Regions from separate parts of the Homo sapiens genome. Here region 2 is linked to region 1. Evidence: chromatin loops called from intact Hi-C (ENCODE). Cell type or tissue: endothelial cell of umbilical vein. All regions are shown on one strand.

Region 1 (8,000 bases):
TAGTGATTTAATGTATTCCTGCAACACAAATTATCTAATCTATTCCCTATTAATGAGAATTTAGGCTGTTTACTTTTTTTACTATTTGACAATGCAGAAATAATTATCTTTGTATGTGCATCTTTGTGCACTTTTGGAGACATTTTGGTTCATTAAATTCTTAGTATTGACATATCAGCAACAAAGGATACGTACATTTAAAATATCTAAAAATAACTGCCAATTGCTCTCCAAACAGTTTAGATTGTAACAAAGCAAATTCCCAATACAGTGCTTAAAAATTCATCAAGTAGTAATGACTGCTTTATAATTTTTACCGTTGTGATAGAAGAAAGACTGAGATTCTTTTTTTAAACATATTTTACAAATTAAATAATAATAATTACAGTTTCAGAGAGGTGATTTTTTGCCCAAGTTCACAGGAACAGTGAGTGGCAGAGCTGAATCACAATCCTGGGCTATTTGACTCCTAAGTATGTGCTTTTCTTTTCTCCAGTGATTCCCAAGCCAGCAGATCACTGGAAACACACACAGAGCTTTAAAAAACACAGCTTTGCTCCAGCAGAGATCCATCTGCATTTTTTAAGTTCCTTGGTTGACTCAAATATCAGTTCTATCTCTAATTAGATATAAGAAAGTGTTATAAAGTTAACATACTCAGTAAAGCAGGCTGACCGGCTGGAAACTTAACCTGTATGTGTCTCTTCTGTGGGTGCCCTTCATGGAGGGGCAGGAGGAGTGAACCCTGTGGCTCTTTAGCCAGGTATGGAAGAGAAACATTCTCCTTCTAGGAGGTGGAAGGGCTAGTCTTTTCTATGTCTAAGGTCCAAACTCTTCCTAATGGGACAGTGGGAATGGAGTAACCTCACCATGGAGTGAATCCATCAGTGGAGGGCTGCCCTGGCCAGGCAGGAAGCTGAACTTATGTGGGACTGCAATGGCAGTGAACCAGTGTGAGCAGAGCCTGACATGAGGAGCAGCACGGGGTCTGCAGTAGCCACCAGTTTGGACACCAACCCCAGGCCTCCAACCTCACCATCTGCCAGAGGCAAGGCTCAAGCCTTCCAAATTATTGAATGACCAGAGAGAGAAAGTAATCCGGAGTTTCTGCCACTTGATGGTTGGCAGCTGGGCCTAGTTCTAATTTGACTTGGTAAACAAAGAAATGTGGCATTATTCACAACTTTAGATCATAGAGCAGTTTACACTGGCAACCTATACAATAGTAAACATATTTTTCCTATACCCTAGTATAGGAAAATATAATAAGTTCAGTAAGTTTATAGTAAGTAAATATAGTAAGTTTAGTAAATATAGTAAGTTTATAGTAAAAATAACTTTTATTTTTCTACTTTAATTACTCCATCTTTTTCAAAGGAAAAGTAACTTTCAAGGTCCCTCCATTATTTTATAGGAACAGAGGTGTGGTGGAGTCTGTGATTTGGCTTGCAAGTGTGATCTTGCAGTCTCTTGCTCTTTTCTATTTTGCATGTGTTTGTAAATTTTGGGCAACCAAATATTTTATTTAAAATATTAGGTTATATATAATGAAGCATTTTTGTATCCTCACATGTAGTCTAATATCCAAATATGTATGTTTTTCCAGCTTGGAGGTATAATTATTGAGGTATAATTAACAAGCAAAAATTATATATATTTAAAGTGTACAATGTGAGGTTTTGATATATGTGTGCAGTGGGAAATAATTACAGCATTCAAACTAAGGCAGTCTCTTGAATGCACCAAAAAAAGCAAAAGTACTATCTCCCGAAATCACTTGCCAGAGGTAGTTTTTGAAACAAGTTGAACTGTAGATCACATTTTATCTTTGTGAGCTGTCCTATAAGATCCTCCCACACCCAGCCTGTCTATATTCAGACAGTGTTTGCTAGAATGTAGCTGGACAACCTCTACTTCAACACTCGAGTGAGGTGGCCAGGGGCCAGGAGCAGTGGGCATGGCCCAGTACCCCTTGGCACTCCCAGGCAGAGCCCACTTCTGCAGACTGTGCTGGTTCTGAGTAATGGGTTAATTTATACACAATGTTCAGCCAAACATTGAGGCAGAGAATGCCAATGCAAAGAATTGGCCCAAGTGCCAACCAAGGGGCACACCCCTTCAGTAGGCTCAGTTTCGAGGTTGGAGGTGGAATTGCATAAGAATTCAGTTACTGTTTATTAACATAGCTCTGTGCACCTCTGGCATCTACTGGCCAGAGACCCTCTGGTTTTCACATTTACCCTCAGCAGGACAACCCAGACTGTATGGATTGTGTTTACACTGGAAAAAAAAAAAACATGATATTCCCTACAATGTGAGAAAAGAAGTTAGAGATCTTCTCATCTTCGCTCCTTCTTTATAGAAATGACAGTACTGAAGCTTAAGAGGTAAACCAACTTTCCCAATCCAGCATTGCTCGTCATAAACAAATCCCCACATATTTTGATAAGAATAAAATCCATTTTATTTGCAATCTCAAATATTAGGGCTTTATTACCATGGAATGAAGATCATTCCGGTACTTCTTGATCTTGAACATGTGTGGGAATCCCTGAAGAATCTTGTTACAATGCAGACTCTGATTCTGTAGGTCCGGGTAGGGCCTGAGATTCTGCACTGTTAACAAGCTCCCAGGTGGTGACCCAACTACTGGCCTACGCTTTTGAATATTGAGCATTTATAGGCAATGCCTTGCCTAGTGTGGGTGGACTTGAGCCTCCACAAGAAAGTATGTAGGGCTTTCCACTGTGAATACATTTCCTGGTATGGTGAGGAGTTCCCATCAAAGAATTCTTTTGCTATGCCTAAGAATAGCAAAAGAATAGAATTTCATGCAAGTGCTTTCTTCAGAAATAAAGTAAAACTGAGAAGATGGATCATTTAAATGTTTTGTATTTCTGTAAATGCACAAATCATATTTCTAAGTGTCCTTGGCAGAGGAACCTTATCATAGTTAAGAAAGTTTACATCTGCATCTCCCACTCAGTCTGAGCATGCTTTACTTCCTCTTAAGTAATAATCGACATTGCGAAATTGCAGCTAGGCAACTAGCAAAATGTTCACAGGGAACACAACTGCTAGCTTTCGCTCATAACAAGCTCCCTTCCCTAACCCATGTCATTCCCTACATGAGCTTATTCGTGGGTTTCGCAGCCTTGGCACTACTGATGTTTGGGGTCATTGTTGCAGGGGCTGTCCTGTGCACAGAAGGTTGTTTAGCAGCATCTCTGGACTCACCGCACTAGATGCTGGTAGCACTCCACCCCCAGTTGTGACAAACATAAATGTCTCCAAACATTGTCAAATGTCCCCTAGGAGACAAAATTTCCCTTGGTTGAGAATCACTCCTCTACAAAAATAATTTATACTATGTTGGAAAGGACAACTAGCTTAAAACATTGATTTATATAGTTTCAGATTGGAAAGAGAGCTTTACTGCATTTGGGGGTCACACACTGAGACAGAGTCTCACAGTCACCCAGGCAGTGGCACGATCATGGCTCACTGCAGCCTCGACCTTGTTTCTACAAAAAATAAACAGTTAGCTGGATGTGGTGGGGTACTCCTGTAGTCCCAGTTACTCAGGAGGCTGAGGTGGAAAGATCCCTTGGGCCCAGGAGGTCAAGGCTGCAGTGGAGTTGTGATCGTGCCACTGCACTCCTCCAGCCTGGGTGACAGAGGGATACCTAGTCTCAAAAAAAAAAAAAAAAAAAAAGTGTTTCCTATTCTTTACTCATGGCTTCTCAGCCATGTAGCTAAATTCTGGAACAGCTCATGTGTACAGTCAATGACAGTAAGTCCGCTTACAATACACTCCACATCACTTTGAGAGAGAATGTTTTACTAACATTTAACTGACAAAAAGAAGAGAGAAAGAGCAATTAATCAATCAGGTATTTGCCTAAATGCTGAACAAAAGTGATCTACTAAAATAACCACTTGTTCTTAGATCTGTTGTCTTGCTGTTAAGGGAACTCTGAAGTAAAACACATATTAAGTACTTCAAAATTCACTTCTTGTTCACAGATTCTCTAACATTGTTAAGATGTGACAGCCTGAAAACATGTCATGCAGACACTAGTTATTTACTGTACTAATATTAATAACTGGAGGCCCTGGCACAGGGCCAGAGTGAAGGGACCTTTTCTATCCTCTTTTTTACTGAAAGGGAGGAAAAGGCATTCTCTCAGTTCTAAGCTGGAGGTGGCATCCATCACCTGCCAATGAACAAGATCTGCTGCTACGCAGCTGCCAACACCCCTTCCATTCACACTCAGCTGATATTTATTGTACACCTACCATGTGCCAGATACTAATCTAGGCACCGCCACATAATTTATCTATTTTATTTTTACAATAACTCGGTACATTTGGGCACAAATGGAGAATCTAAGGAAAAGGGTTTGGCTAATAATGCCAAGCCTATTTTACAGCCCTTTGCGCTTAAAAAAATTTTTTAAGAGAATTTGAATGGATTTTAAGTATTCATTATGTTCATTACATTCATTACTTACTTCCTTGCTTGATTTCTTTATGCAATAGATGTCCTTGAAGAGTTTGGAAGCAAATTGCAGTTTTGTAAGTTGACTCACTTTTGAAATGTTTTAGTGTGGCTCCATGATATTTATGACTCATGCAGCAAATTTGCCTAAACAAAACAACCTTTAGTAAGATGACTAGCCACTCTATCTGATTTTTAATTCTGAATTTTAACTTAGTGGTTTCCTTATAGATGAACATATATAACATTTTCTCAAGTCATCAATAAAATCTAAGCCAACAGTAGTTTGCATTTTGACAGCAATGAAGTAAACTTAGATACTTGGTGTAGGAATAAATATTAACCCCAATAGTTCAACCAATCAAATGAAATGTACAGCTGTATGTCTTGAATGACGTCAATGTTTGTATTAGTTTCCTATGGCTACTGTGACAAATTACCATAAACTGAATGGTTTAAAACAATGAGAATTTTTTCTCTTATAGTTCTGGAAGTCAGAAATCCAAAATCAGTCTCCCTGGGCTACTGTCAAGGTGCTGGCAGGGCTGGTTCCTTCTGGGACGTGGGAAGAATCTCTTTTCTTGCCTCCATCAGCTTCTCAGGCCATCTGCATTCTGTGGCTCTTGACCTCATTCTCATGTCATCCCAACCTCTTGCCTCTATCTGCTGTGAGTCACTCTGATCTCCTGCCTCCCTCCTATAAAGACTCTTGTGATTACATTGGCCCAACCCAACAACCCAGGATAATCTCTCACCTCAAGATCTGTAACTTAATCACACGTGCAAAGTCTCTTTTACAAAGCAAGGTACCCATATTCACTGGTTCTGAGAATTAGGACTTGGCTGTCTTTAAGAGGCCATTATTCATCCTATGACAACACTGAAACAAAACTCAAACTAAACTTAGTAAAGGATTGGTACAGAGCCAACTAATTACCTAAATCAGTTTAAGTAATTAAGAAATAGACCTGGAAAAAATGCAGCGAGTGATGAATTTTAATCCAATCTGCCAATACAAATCTGGGACTTTCCATTTTTATAAGAAACGCAGCAGTGAGATGAAAATAATCCTTAAAACATCACTGAAAGGCCCTGTAATTATAACCTGCTCCCTGGAAATTAAAGGAAAACTAAAAGAAGTATCCAGAAAACCCCAAACTTGGCTGTACTTATCACAGACATTGGTAAGTAATAATACTATACAACATTCACTTTGGATTATTATCTAGAAAAATTGATTAGCTTGACTGAGGCCATTATTTTTTCCCAGACCCCATTTATAAGCAATGCTATCTATTGATGAAAAGCTGTTTGAAAGCAGAGTGTGGCGTGGATCTCTTCTCCATAAGCAACCTGCTCTGACCACCCTGAATGAGCCTGATTAGATGCATTCTTTGCTAAGCAAAGGGCACTTTGTTTATTTTTTATTTATTTATTTATTTATTTATTTATTTTATTATGTTTTAGCACAACTTGCACAGTAATATTCAAGGAAAAATGTTTGAAACCAAGTGTCTCTGTCTCACTATGGAATGAAGTTAAACAGACATAGTTATGCATCTATACTGCTTTAAGCAGGGGTAACAATAAAATACTTCAGTTAGATTGTAACAGTACATGCACTGCAAAATGCACTACTTATTTATTTATTTATTTGACAGGGTCTCACTCTGTCACCCAGGCTGGAGTGCAGTGGCACCATCTCGGCTCACTGCAACCTCCACCTCCCGGGTTCAAGCGATTCTGATGCCTCAGTCTCCCAGGTAGCGAGGATTACGGGTGCGTGGCAACACGCCTGGCTCATTTTTGTATTTTCAGTAGAGACGGGGTTTTGCCATGTTCCCAGGCTGGTCTTGAACTCCTGGTCTCATGGGATCCGCCCGCCTTGGCCTCCCAAAGTGCTGGGATTACAGGTGTGAGCCGCCGCGCCCAACCGCAAAGTGCACTTTAAATACAGTTGTATTTATCTTCCAACAGGTATAAAAACCATTATAAACTATATAATGAATTGGCTCTACCAGTTTATTCAATAAATATTTAAACAGTTATTAAGATGGTAATTATATACTTTGAAGGAAACGTAATAATGGATTTTATCCTTGAGGCTAAAAAGCACTTGTGGGGCTTTTGGTCTCCTCCTCTTGAGGAAATTTGTGACTGTTTTTAACCACTACAGTTCAGCAGAAATTATGCAAAATAATTGTCCAAAGTAGGGACAGAAAAAACCAAGAAGCTGAAAAGACCATGGATGTCAGGTGGAATAAACATTCACTCCCAGAGCCCCAAGCTGCCAGGTGAAAAGCCTAACTATCCTGAGGCTCAGAAGGTATGAGGAAGAGGCCATGCCGTGTGGAGAGCCCAGGTGTAAGGTGTTAAAGTTGACAGTCTCAGCTGCAGCCAGCCTTCAAGTCATTCCAGCCCAGGCAAGATCTATAAATGAAGAAGCCTCCAGATAATTCCTGCCCAGTACAATCAAGTCAGCTGGAGCTGCTACACTGTGGAGCACAGATAAACCACACCTGCCTTGCGATGTCCAAGTTTCTGACCCATAGAATCTGTGAGCATGATGAAATGGTGGTGTTACCTGCCGCTAGGTTTTGAGATGATTTGTTACATAGCAAAAATAATCAGAAGAGTCTTTCAAGGCTGACCACAAATTAATGTAATGTAATGTCAACGAAACTTTTTGTGTTAACACGGAATTGTGACTGAAGCCACAAAGCTGACAAAGTGAGGTGTTATAAGTGTATCAACTCTCATTAGAGCTGCCCAAAATAGGGCCAGCCAAGAGCAGCAGCACAATGGACCATTGTGCAATCACACCAGCCCCCAATGTATTTGACAGGACACTTATTTTGCAAATCTTCATTTATCGTTAAGTATAAACAGGTGTTTACCTCACCTTCAATGGTCAACAACCTAAGGTGACTTAAAAAAAAATACTGATACCAAGTCCCTCCCCAGATGGATTGAATCAGAGCTACTTAGGGTGGAGCCAAAAGGCTTGTTTTTTAAAGCTTCCCAGGTAATTCTAATATGTGTGTAGTCGGGTATGAGAACGATTGCAAGCAAAAGCAGCTGAGGGACGCTGTCCAAGGAGTAGGCTCAGTAGCACGAACTGCAAATACTTGAGAAGGGAAAAGTTCAGCCTTGTGCTGGAAAGTGGTTTAGCATGCTGGAGCTGGTTTTCTGCTTGGTAGCCCTACAACTTTGGCCCAACTACTTGGCCTCTGGGACTCAGATTCCTCCTCTTTAAAATGGTGCTAATAATAGCACCCACCCTCTGTGAGGAGGATGCTGTGAGGACAAAATGAGATCATCCACATAAGCCGTGAACCCTGTTCCTGGTAAGGTAAGTGCTCAGTAAATGAGCTGCTATTAGTACAAGGTTATGTTGGAAATTTATGATGAAGTACTGCCATATAATGAAGTTCTTTTTAGTTTTTCAAACATTTCATGAATGTACCTTATTTCAGCTATAGTTAGTATCCAAACAACT
Region 2 (8,000 bases), 330 kb before region 1:
TTGATTATAAAAGGCAGCTTTTTTGATTATAACAATACTTACCATACATACCTGTTGTGAGGGGTCTAGATATAAACTTCTGAACATAGTGACTGGTACATAATGGGCTCTGAATACACTTAAACTACTCTTCTTGAAACCAGACGGGTCTCACTAAAACCATGGTTTTGCCTCTTAGTAGCTTCGTGACTTGAATCAAGTTCCTTAATCTCTCCAATCCTTTGCCTGACATGAGGGAAAAAAAATGATAGTCCTCACTTGAATCCCTTTCCCTACAACTACATTGCCAACCCCCAAATCAATTCTCTACAGTGTATTATTTTTTCTTCTAAAAACTAAACATATTAGCATGGTTTTCTGGAAGAACCTTCCCAAATTGAATTATTGCCAAGACCCAGCTGGGCTAAGCAGTACAGAGATGAGTTGATTGAATTGTTCATGCATAAAGGTAATCAGCCATTCAAACCCCGGAATGTAATTCCCAGAAAAGAGTGAGGCACGCTTTCCACCTGACAGTATTCACTTTTCTAACATGTGCTATTTCATGTTTCTCACCACATGTGGCAAAAGTGGTAGTGGAAACATGGAAAGAGAGCAACACAGTTTCTGGTAAGAAGACGAAGCTCAACTTGTCGTTTTCCCCTAGATTTTCTAATTGCAATGCATGGTAGTCATTTTATTTCAGAGCAGTTCATTTGCAATTTTCTTTATTCTCTCTTCTAGTAATCTCAAGCCTGGTTAGTATATCCTTCAAATCTTTATCTAGATTTATGGTTTGTGTCAGTCACATGCCTTATAACTATTTAAAGAGAGATTTAAGATTCATTTATTTGGATACAAGAAAGGATGCACTGATGAATGATATTTAGAAAGGGAAATAGACACTGCTCTCCAAACAGAATGTGACATGAAGACACATTTTCAGTGATTTACCACAGCATGAAAAAGCATTAGATTCCATTCCTATTCTACTGAACATTTATCTTCTATTCCTTGAGCTTATACTTTTCTCAACTGAAACTTTGGAGGAAAGAGAAAGGCAGTTAATGTTTTCTGAGAGCCTATAATATGCAGCAGTCGGGGACACTTTGTCTAGGCTCTCTAATTTAGAACCACCACCCACTTTGTAACATAGATGACATTTACCCTGCTTGTCAGATGAGGCAGGACGGTTAAGAGAAGTTACCAGTGTGCCTGTGGTCAGTCACTATTAAGCCACAGACCTGAGCTTTGTGCCCTCCCTACTGTTCTTGTACTATATGCTGCTTTCTAACGTGCTATGCTTAGATATTTAGTTTTTGGTAAAGTTCAAGTCCTGGTTTTAGGTGGGCCAAAATAAGTGAAACTATTTCTTTAACCTATTTTCTTTGATGCTAGCCTAACCTATATATCAGTGAGATTGAAGTTGTGAAACCATAAAACCTCAACTCAAAGGGCAATCAACTCAAAGGGCATTGTTAGGTAGATCAGATTAAAGATTCATGGGAAATATGCCAGAATTTGAAGACTTTTGCACATGGAAGTAAAATGTTAGAAATTTCCCTTTCCCAGAGAATGCCAAAATGGGAAATAATTTTTCTCACTGATACATCTTGGGGTATTTTGGAAAAACAGAGTTGTGAATTGCAATGCTATATGAATTAAGAATTACTATTTTTAAGGTAAAACAGACAGCAGGCATTTTGAAAAAATGTGAGCAAAAGAAAGCAATCTCTTTAGGAATGCTGCTGAGCAAGATCTTGTACTTTTTTTCAGCAGTAACCGATGGGAACAGATTTTTCTGGATTTCTCTGGAGTCATAATTAAGAGCCTTGCATCAAGGAAGTGATCATTCTGATGTGGTCCCATGAGGGAACATAAACATCATAGAACGTACCAGTTTAGGAGAAGACAGAATTAGAAAGCAAGAACCAAGAAACATCAGAAACAACCAGAGTGAGAGAATTCTCTCAGTCAAACCAGTTTCTCTACTTCTCTGTGAAGAGTTTAAAAGTTAATATCATGACTCCACTAATCTTAATTTTTTGTATACATATTTGTATCTACATAAAAAATACAAGAAAAATTATCCAGCTCTCAATCTATATTGCAACTCCTGCTTTTTGTTGCCTTTATATATGACTCTAAATTAAAGAACTCCTTTCAAATACACTCAGATATTTGGGTCAGGAGGACCTCTATTCATCATTATAGGCAAAATTTGGTTGTCCCTAGCAACCAGGTAAAAAATGGTACTCATAATGGAGTATTGCTAGAGGGAGGCTTGGTCAGCTTGGCTAGACATTCCTAGATATCACACTATGGCTAGCTAACACCAGAAAATACTTGGATCATTAGTATTTATGAGCCTGAGCCGCTCAACTTTTAAGAATAAATAAAGCTTCCTGCGTCTCTGTTGGAGAGCATTCTCTGACCATGGAAATGTGGTAGGTCCAAGAAGTGCAGACCAGGAATCTGGGAAAATCAGAATCTTAGGAGTGACCCTCACCAGTGAGGGATGAGATCTGGTGGATAAACACTCCAGCTTTCTTGCCATTGCTGGTACAGTACTGAAGAATGTTCTGTACAGCTTCTTAGAGAATCTCAGTGAGACTGAGCCTACATTCCCATAGTGGTAATTTGCTGATTAACAATATAAATATTAGCTATATTCACTTCCTTCCTTCTTTGTTTTACTTCCTTATTCTTTCACTGTTCTTCCTGGGATCACTGCCTAGATAAACCATTTGCATTTGGATTATTGTCTCAGAGTCTGCTAACCCAAACTAAGAAAACCACCTGATTTTTTCTACCTAATATACAGAAATATACTTAACTTATCCAAGTTAAAATAGATTTTTTAAAAAAATTTTTGGGCACATAGTAGGTATATATATTTATGGGGTACCTGAGATGTTTTGATAACAGGCATGCAATGTGAAATAAAGTAGATTTTAAGAGATTGTGTAAAGAGTTCTTGTCATGTTTTGTCTCTAGTGAGACTAGTATTTTGGGGAGTGTAATGGAATTGGGGAAAATATCTTGGAAAGATGTGGCAGTTATAGGACTTGATGGCTATTGACCAGGAGAATCTAATTTTCAACAACATTCCAAGGTGGGCACACCTATGGCACTTACTGTATGCTGGTGCTGTACTGTGTTCTTGCTGTGTGTATGGTAGTGTGTGAGTGTGTGTGTGTGTGTTTGTCTGTGTGATATGATGATGTGCTATGTTTGGACTATGTTTCTGGTCCAGAAAATTTGAGAAAAGTTTAGCACAATGAAGCCAGGAAAGTTTTATCACGCAGGTGACATCAAAATGTGCCTCTTAATGTTTATATTACACACAGTAAGCATTTAGATCACACTTTAAAGTTCACGTTGAAATTGAGGCCAGAATATTTGAGATTAAAATTCATAAGACCTTCCTCTTCTAAGATGTATATTCTTATGTGTTCATCTTCAAAGGAGACCCTATAATTTTACTTCAAACAAATACAGTGATTTAACTTAAAAAGCTGGGATAACGAGTGGTTAATAGGTTTTAGGAATTGTTTAAATATTTTTTATTGTGAATCCGTGTGCTTTAGAAACGTTTGCTCCAAGAACTCTTTCCTTAAAGAGAAGAGGAAAGCATTTGGAAAGCATTTAGGTGGTCTGAAGGACTTCTGGTAATAGTTACTGATACAGGTTGAAGCCGTATTTCCAAGCAAACTATTATAACGATTTGGCAATTGACCAGAAGATAAGAAACCTCTGGTTCATTCTAATTCTTCTATTTCCTGGAATTTCAAGACTCATTCCTTCTAATTCCACTCCAGGAAGTAGAATGATATTTTTAAAACTATCAATAATCCAAATTACCATGAAGAATCCCATTTTTAAAAGCAATTCCTTTCTCTAAACTAAGGAATCTGTTTCTTCATTTTTTTTTTCACTAAAATAAATTTTGGTCATTCCTTCTGATTTCACTGTTAAAGAACTAGCTATGAAATTTGCACAATTTCATACAAAATAAATTTAACAGCAGTAACATAAAAAAGTTATTTTTCCTACCTACATAAACAATTGTAGTTATATTCTTACATGATGTTGATCATAAGAGATAAGAACTAAAAAAAACCAAAACTAACTGGAACAAAAGATTTGATTAGAAATGACAGTTGTTTGAGGGTTTATTTTTGTAGGACAAAAGCTAGCATTTAATTGTTTATTTTACAGTTAGGGAGTTTACATTATGGAGGTATTCATATCTCCATTTCTTTCGTTGTGCTGTGACACACTTCCTGAATATTTCAAACCACTTTGTTTTGCAAGACTACTTTGCATTCTGAAGAGGTTTCCTGCTTAATTTAGTTCCGTCAACTGATTGCCATGGAAACTCTTGATATCCTTTCCTCTTCCTGGAATGAGACACTGGCTCTGTTTCAAATAGATCTTTTGGCACAGAAATAGAGTATGTTTCATAGAGCAAAATGTGCTGTCAATAAAAGAGGGTCCTTCAGAGGGATCTACTGAATGGACAGGAGCCACAAATACACACATCACTACTGAACAGAAAGGTAGTTGAACAATTAAAACCAGGTAGCAGCATAGTTCAAATCAAAACAAAGTGATGCCTAACCGACTTTTTAATTTTATTCACAAGTAAGTTGAAATCAATGCTTTACTGCATGCCAACTGAGCAAAATCAAAACAGAACAACCAATGATATATTACCCTAAAATTTTATGAGACTGAATCAATCTGAATTTCTCAAGGGCATCTCAAAGCAGATTAAATTGGTGAATGTGAACAGTTGTGCTGGAAAAATAATTTCTATAATTAACTATAACACAAAGATCTACCATTTTTCTTGCCATGGATTTTATTTTAAAAGTACATTTCTCAAGCAATAGTGACTGTAATAAATACATTGGGTCATCCTATTAAGCCCTCCACTTTGAAATGAGGATCATATTCTGGGTTTATTCTACTTATATTTAACAATTTTTAAATATGGAATTTGGAAAGTTAGAGCCAGTTACAATCATGAAAAAGAGAAGAATGATTATGTTTACAGTGTATTTACTACTTTACTTTGTGTATGGATCGCTGAGAAAAAAACTTCAATTGCATGACTATATATGCATGTGTGTTTACAACTGTTGTGGATGACCGTGTGTGTGTTTATGTATTGCATACAGACAGGTAGTTGTCAAAAGTACAGATTAATAGAAAAAGAAGTAGGTGTATATTGGGAGAAAGAGGAAATTCCTTTCTGATGACTCTCTGTAAATTCAAATATATGATAGCATCTTTAAAGTTAGAGTATCATGTGTTAATCTGTTATTTTTCATAATATTCAGGTTTTGCATATCCTTTGGAAAAAATGAGTGGAAGACAGCTATCTCCACCCAAACTTGTAGAGAGCTGTTTTCCTAAGACATTAAAAGTGAGAAGAGGCAAAATTTTGCTTCCTTGTAAACCTTGAATTTAGCAGCAGACACATAATGGTTTCTTTTGATGGCTTGAAGTTTGTCTATATAAAAATCATTGGTTATGATTTTGTTTTTTCTGATTGAGGTGGTAGGCACACATTATTTACTTTTCCCACAGTCAATTTACATCAAGAAAATATGTTGCCCTACAAAGTTTATTTACAATGAAAATTCACGTGCATGGAGAGTACTTCCTAAAAGGAATGCATATTTAGCAAATCTGGAAAAAATAATAAAATAATTGTATAAATTCTAAATATTATAGGTAAGAGATTTTAAAACTCAGTTTATTATTTTTTGGGTCCACTTTGATTATCTAAATTAGAAAAGTATATGGTACCTTCAAATTAGCTACAGCCTTAGCTGATTTGTCAAAATGTATTATAGCAACTCTGTTTTAATATCTCACCATGACAAAGCAGTAAAGCTCTGGTTATCACAGTATATTGCTCACTTTCAGTGTGATTTACTCTTAGCAGTCTGTGCATAAATGAAGCATAGTTTCACAATGTCTGCTTTTTGTTGTTGTTGTTGTTAAAACAAATGCCTTAGTGTCTGTTACACTCATATCTCTTCCTGGACTAGTTTCTCCAAATACATTTTTTTTTTAATCCTGCACGGACAATTGGAGTGCATACTGAAGACTGCATGATGGAAATCTCTGACCTAATTCTGCAGTCATGAGAGGTTTGGAGAGCAGTGATTAAGATCTAAACATGGACATACATGTTTCAGTGAAGTATCTTAACTTTATCAGCCCCTTAACCAAAGTCGAGTTATTTTTATTTGCTTTCTTTTTTGGATCTTTGCAGATGCTAACATCTTTCTTTCTCTTTCTCTTTCTTTCTTTCTTTCTTTTTCTTTCTTTCTTTCTTTCCTTCCTTCCTTCCTTCCTTCCTTCCTTCCTTCCTTCCTTCCTTCCTTCCTTCCTTCCTTCCTTCTTTCCTTCTTTCTTGATTTCTGAATGTGACAGAGAGTTCTGAGGAGGTGGGGAGCTTTCCTATGACCCATTTTCATTCTTTGAACCTAATTTAGCAACTTGTGTATACATTATTGTCTGTGTTTGTAAAATGCACAAACAATACTGCGACTTAAACACCAGATTCATACTAAGGAATTGATCCTTACACTAGTCAGAAAGCACTTGCCTAAAATGAATATACTCTGACATGGAAACTAAAGCTCTGTTTCTGGAGAGGGCAGAATAGAACCAGTGAGTGGAAATTATATAGACACAGATTTTAGCTCCATCTGAGGCACAGCGCATCGATAAGTAGCCATAGCATTCTTATTTCATGATGGAGCAGAGCTTGCTGTCTCTTGGATGGGTTTTCGAGTTGTTGGTGATGAGTTAATTATGTGGTGAGAGACCTTGTTTTCTGCCCTCTTTTCTGTTTGTCATCTGTCCTTTTTTCCTCCCCTCTTTTTTCCTTTTCTTCCCTTCTCTCTTTCCCTCTTTCCATTCAGTCTTCACACATGTATTAACGTCCTATTGTGTGTCAGATACTTTGCTTCTAAACCTAAAAGTCTGTTATTGAGAAGTAATAGTTAATTATGTGAAGAAAAACATTCAGTACTCCTTCTACTGAGAAGGGCTTGTCTCTATTTCCTTTCCACTTAACACTGACAATTTTAGAGCACATTAAAACTGAGGAAACTAGCAATGCTGTTTCAGAAATTAATTTTTAAAAGAAAACCAAAAGTCTTTTTTCCATTGATTATATATCTTAATTTGCTGCTGGAAGTAACCAGGCACCCACAGAAACAGCAAAAGGTGGACAATGAAAATTAGAAAGCATTTAAACCTGGGCACCTATCCCCAGTGAGCCTCTCCAGTTTTATCCCTGCAAAGAGTTAATGAAGGTAGAACAGAAGGGCAGAGCAAGCAGCTGTTTTAGTTTTTAGTGGGGACAATCAGTAGGATAAGAATGGACACATGTCAAGTTACCCCCCCTGCTGTCCTTAGATAAAAAGGCCTCTGAGACACAGACTGTGATGCCAAACCATGTCCATTCTGCCTGTCGTATGGAATGCCAATCCCTGAGATGGTAAGTTTTACAGCGGAGAAAGAGTTTATTCATGAGGCAGTCAAGCAAGGAGGTGGGAGAACAGGTCTCAAATCTGCTTCCCTAAAGATGGGATTTTAAGGATATTTATGAGACAGAGGAGTGAGGTAGTCTGAAGTATGAGGAAAAGTCATTGGCAGTAAAGAAGAGTGAGGTTATCAGTGAACTATGCAAGCATAGCCAAGCTTCATGGCTCTTCATAGGATGCATGTTCACATGGTGGTGGTGTTAGCATGATCTGTAGGTAGAACATCAAAAGTGTACCTATCGAACACTCAAGCAGGGTCAGTGGTCGCAAATGGCTTGAACTGGACTAGAGCTGACTCTAAGTTCCTGAAAAACAACTTCAGTAACCATCACCATGGTGACCTATATGTCAGAGATGTTATCTGTGAGGAAGCTAGTGCAAGTTCAGTTATATATTGCTTAGCCACATGACCTTTAGCTACATAGATTTTAAAATCAACTAAAGGCA

The links. Hi-C counts contacts between places; a loop is a spot of excess contacts. Peaks named below come from ENCODE experiments on the same cell type or tissue, not always from the same donor. Only the 100,000 strongest peaks of a DNase experiment are listed, where the experiment ranks them.
Region 2: a loop joins it to region 1, with 15 times the contacts of the local background. A loop is called at or near these places in 2 of 110 quality-filtered maps.

Annotation. Positions count from the first base shown.
Region 1 is chr7:17,367,203-17,375,202 of GRCh38, forward strand. It overlaps LINC02888 (long intergenic non-protein coding RNA 2888), which reads left to right and starts at 7,715. Exons shown (of 3, transcript NR_110015.1): 1 at 7,715-7,853. LOC105375171 (a long non-coding RNA gene) reads right to left here and starts at 4,644. Exons shown (of 4, transcript XR_927074.3): 1 at 4,515-4,644. RefSeq lists an enhancer at 4,258-5,457. In endothelial cell of umbilical vein, no CTCF peak of the experiment used is centred here; DNase peaks (open chromatin) are centred at 4,079, 4,739 and 5,139; H3K27ac peaks cover 2,356 bases.
Region 2 is chr7:17,037,194-17,045,193 of GRCh38, forward strand. LOC124901595 (a long non-coding RNA gene) reads right to left here. Exons shown (of 4, transcript XR_007060239.1): 1 at 52-8,000. Among named protein-coding and RNA genes, the nearest start is that of AGR3, 160 kb to the left of the region's middle. In endothelial cell of umbilical vein, no CTCF peak of the experiment used is centred here; DNase peaks (open chromatin) are centred at 3,518, 4,288, 5,308 and 5,948; H3K27ac peaks cover 3,664 bases.